Linked DNA regions of Homo sapiens: region 2 is linked to region 1. Evidence: chromatin loops called from intact Hi-C (ENCODE). Cell type or tissue: heart left ventricle. All regions are shown on one strand.

Region 1 (2,500 bases):
GAAAATACCCATTTATAATTGTAAAATTCAAAAAATTCTTCCAGGGGGAACAAACATTCTACTTTGTTAATGCAAATTCGTTAACACAAATAAGCATGCGCGTGCGCGCACACACAAACACACACACACACACACACATACAGACGTACTGGGATTTTAAAATAATTTCTTTTTCTTGTTTTAGAACAGCATTAACTACCAGTATTATTTTTACAGTTTTGTACCATGATGCAGATCAGTTTTAAGGCAAGAAGGAGGATAATTTTAAAATGTGTTTCATATGGTCTGTTTTGCGTGGTAGGATAATCTGGATAAATCTTCCTTTGAGACATTCCTTTCGTTTATCTCTTTGTTTCTGCAACAACCTCCTTGTTCTTCACCTCCAGGAGGACAAACTTGACTTTTCCAGGGATTTACAATTATTTCCAGGTGTTGAGTAAAATACAAGATTGAAAGCACCATAATTTTCAAAAGTTCCTCACATCTTACATTTGTCCTTTATCTTTTAAATGCTCTGTTCATCATATTTTATAGAGTCATGTAGGTTGTAAGTCCTCCTGTGTTTGCTTTTGCATTCATATTTCACAATTTGCTAAGTTTACATCTATTTTTCCTCCTCTCATTGTCAGCATCCCCAGTGTCAATGGCTGAGTTCCTGATATTTTGTGTTCCTCCCTGAGACTTACTGAATCGTCTAATACGAAGACACTGAGCATACTCTTGGTGTGGGTTTCTCAGTGATGAAGGGGAGAATCTCTCATCTGTGCTGCCTTCAGCAGCTGTGTAAATACAGCTGGAAACTTGAAAGTGGACAGGGTCAATTGTAAATCGGTTTCCTTTCCCTTATGTGTTTTGGAATGCTGTTCTGAGAAAAACGAGCCGTGAATTTTAGTGGAGCCCTCCTGACTTCAACTTTTATACACATATGTAAGCAACCTTCTGGGTTTGGATAAAGCCCTGGACGTATAACTTCTTTAGCTTCAGGCTCTTCCTCAGACTTTGCATTGTAGAATATCCGAAACCTCATAACAAATGCAAATACTACAAATCCTTTACTCTTCCACATGTTTGCTGCAAGGGCGGTCTATTAGTTTCCCACGGTTGCGATAACAAAGTACCACAGACCGGAGGGCTTAAACAACAGGCATTCATTTCTTTACAGTTCTGGAGACTAGAATTCTGAGATCTAAGGTGTCACTGGGGTTTGTTTCCCTGGTGTTAGATGTGTTTCTTCCCACATCTTCGTGTGGTCTTCCCTATGTATGTGTCTGTGTCCTAATCTCTTCTTAGAAAGACACTGGTCACTTCAGGTTAGAGCCCGACCATATGACCTCATTTTACCTTAATTATCTCTTTAAAGACCCTATCTCCAAATACAGTCACATTCTGAGGTACTGAGAGTTCAGATTTTAGCATGTACATTTTGGGGGTGGTGTGTGGGGGGAGGGGACACAATTCAGCCCATAACAGGAAGGAAGCATGAGGAAAAGGGAGCTGGTGATAAGAAAATTACTCAAAGATAGCTACTGGAACATCATTGAATATGTGTGTTATACATTCAACAGGTATAAAATTGAACTCAGTGTCACCCACTGATCCTCCCATAGACACTTTTCTTCCTGTATTTTCTGTTTTAGGAAATCCCATCATCATCCAAGCAGTCACAAAGCCAGAATCTAGAATCATCTTAGACTCTTTTCTCCAGCTAATCTCCTGTGCTTTCTGAACCCATAATGAGTCCTGCAATTCTAACTCCATAATGCAACTTGACTCCTTCCCTCTTTTCCTTTCCCATGCCCTCCATCTTAATTTGGGCCATTCATATTTACTCATGTGAATTACTCTAATATTCTCTGAAATTGAACTCATTTCCTCATTTCTGCCCCTTCTCCGTGCTCAAATCCATCCGCCAAATTACTCTCAGAATAACCTTCCCTGGAAAAAAAAAATCTTGTCACTTTCAGATTACATTTCTTCTACAGTTTTGCATTACTTTAAGAATAGCATTCACATTTCTTAAGCATGAAATACAATTCTTTCCCTTCGGTCTGATTGGTTGAACTTAGGTCACCTGCTTATTAGCCCATTATCAGATCCAATTCAATACACTGATTGGCTAAGATAATTAGAATCTATTCCTTGGCGTCACCTTCCCTGGATCTAGCAGGCTGTATGGGAGGGATGGAGACCAGGACAAAAATCAAGATTTCGTTGAGAAGGAAGAAAGGGATAATGGATGTTACATATGCGATCAACAATGTATCCTGCGATCTGTTCCTTCATGGAATTTATAGTCTAGTGGTGAAGACAGAAAAATAAAGTCCAAGTTCAGGTGTAGAGTGGTAAGGACAAGTGTAGAGTTCTGTACCTGGTGCACTGTGACCACAAAGACTCCTTTCTAAATGAGATCAGCAGTTCAAAGAACATTTCTTAAAAAGGTGGTGATGCCTAAACTGAATGTGAGAAGAAGGAGCAGGAATTAGCAAATTGAAGAAGTGGG
Region 2 (2,500 bases), 380 kb before region 1:
AGAGACTTTTCTTCCCTTTTGAACCATGAGAAAGTGTTACCTTTCAAAACAAATATTACCTTTCAGAATAAAATGTATTTAAAAAATAAATAAAAAAATGGAATAAGAAAATAATTGGTAGTCTTGATTTGGGAAAATCTAAAACTGTTCTGTCACTAAAGTAATAATTAAAGAAAATTCCATGTATCAATTGGTAAAATTCTTATAATAAATGTAATTAAAAGAAATATAACCCTAATTTTAAAATATTCACATTTATCCATATGAACACTGGGAAATCATCAGAGCCAAAGTCAAAAAGAGACATTTCACAAAAGAGAAACATGAATTCTAAAACATATCAAAGAAACCTATGGAAACTACTTTTGTATAGTAATACTACTAAACTATATTATTATATTATATAGTAATACTATTATATTATTATATTATATAGTAATACTATTATATTATTATATTATATAGTAATACTATTATATTATTATATTATATAGTAATACTATTATATTATAGTAATACTATTTAACTCCCAATTTTCTGGTGTTTGCGTTTATTTTTTAATTTATTTTTGTTTTTTCACTCTGTCACCCAGGCTGGAGTGCAGTGGCACCATCTCAGCTCACTGCAGCCTCCACCTCCTGGGTTCATGCAATTCTCCTGCCTCAGCTTCCCAAGTAGCTGGGACTAAAGTCATGTGCCATTTTGCCCAGCTAATTTTTGTATTTTTAGTAGAGACAAGGTTTCACCACGTTGGCCAGGCTGGTCTCAAATGCTGTAATGCTGGCATTACAGGCGTGAGCCACCGCGCTAGGCCTGTTTTTATCAAAAGCCAGGTAGGCCTATATTTGGAAAGGCCTTGTCTTTTTCATTCATTTTTTTCTTATTTTGGGGGTGTAATTACCCTTAAATTTTTTTCTCTTATGGAATTTTCATTATGGATTTGCTAATCTTTTTTTTTTTTTTCTTGAGACAGAGTCTCGTTCTGTTGCCCAGGCTGGAGTGCAGTGGTGCAGTCTTGGCTTACTGCAGCCTTTGCCTCCCGGGTTCGTGATTCTACTGCCTCAGCCTCCCAAGTAGCTGAGACCACAGGCACATGCCACCACACCCGGCTAATTTTTGTACTTTTAGTAGAGAAGGGGTTTCACTATGTTGGCCAGGCTGGTCTCGAACTCCTGACCTCAGGTGATCCGCCTGCCTCGGCCTCCCAAAGTGCTGGGATTACAGGCGTGAGTCACCGCACCCGGCTCAGATTTGCTAATCTTTATGCTAAATGTGTTCACATAAAAATGATGTGATTAAATAAGGTGTGGTTTGTCTTAATTTGATAACACAGATTTTATGTAAAATCTCTTCTCCACCACCATTTTATAGATCGTACTTGAAGTGCTGACTTGTCAATGACAGAGATACTGAATAGACTGCTAAATGAATACTAATTCAAGACATTCCTGGGTCTGATGTTACTACATGTAGAAAACCACCAGGTGGCAGTACAAGCCAAGCACAAAACCCACACTAATTTAGAGCAGCACATTACACTTTACACATTACAGGATTACACTTTAATTGGAATAAATGAACAACTGAATAGTCATATTGGAGTAGAATCACCACATTTTCCAGGTGTTTTAAACCTGGTTTTTATATTTTTCATACTTGTTTTTCCAAGGTGAGGCTTTTCTTTAAATAAAAGTCTCGTCTAATTAATAGAAAAGACCTGTTAAGGTTACATCTTATGCATTCCAATTCAGACAAGTATGAAACATCTTTGAGTGGTAAGATTCCTGTACTGCAGACTCTATGTTCTAAGCTAACCAGGAGGATAAAGCTGGTGCTTCAGTCTGCAGCCAGCTTGCCAGTAGCAACGAGGGTTAAATTATTAATAGACCTTTCTTCTGTGGTTAGGCAGCTCGACTGGTCTTAATTTTTTTTTAAGTCAGGTATGATTTGGTTGCTGTGCTTAGTCACACATCTGGAAATAAATAGTTGCTAGACAAAAATAAATTTTTTATATTTTTATGACTAAATATATGTGGCATGTGTTTCATGTCCACACATTGCCAAGGATATTTTTAGAAAAATCTGTTTCCGTCAGTAACCTTGCTGTTAGCTTGATGGTGCAAGAGTCTTTGGGGAGCGCAAACAGCGTTGGAAGATCCTCTGCTCCTGTGGGACACAGAATTACTCAAACAGCACTAAACACAAAACCTGGGTTTCTAATGAGTGGGCTGTTCATGTATTAATGTTAGTATTTGGTTTTAGCCACTGAAAGAGAATTGCAGCTGTTCCATTAGAGATCTGAAGTCTGTCAAATGGGTGAGTTATATTTCTGAACTTGAAATTGAGAATATGAAACCTTCCCAGAAATCATGGTGAGCCCAAGAATGGCTGAAAGGCAGAAGTTTGAGGATCGCGATGCTTGACATTTCTAAAAAGGGGGAGTAGTAATTTCAATAAACTTTGGTCTACAATAGTGAATGTGGTCTCGATTCTGTAAGAC

Evidence for each region. A loop is a pair of places that touch in the nucleus more often than their neighbours do. Peaks named below come from ENCODE experiments on the same cell type or tissue, not always from the same donor. Only the 100,000 strongest peaks of a DNase experiment are listed, where the experiment ranks them.
Region 2: it touches region 1 in a loop (3-fold over the local background); 47 of 110 quality-filtered maps call a loop at or near these places.

The regions. Positions count from the first base shown.
Region 1 is chr5:111,761,393-111,763,892 of GRCh38, reverse strand. It overlaps a transcript of NREP not described here. Among named protein-coding and RNA genes, the nearest start is that of NREP, 5.4 kb to the right of the region's middle. In heart left ventricle, no CTCF peak of the experiment used is centred here; no DNase peak of the experiment used is centred here.
Region 2 is chr5:112,146,104-112,148,603 of GRCh38, reverse strand. It overlaps a transcript of EPB41L4A not described here. Among named protein-coding and RNA genes, the nearest start is that of EPB41L4A-AS1, 13 kb to the left of the region's middle. In heart left ventricle, a CTCF peak has its summit at 1,483 (motif pointing right); no DNase peak of the experiment used is centred here; H3K27ac peaks cover 292 bases.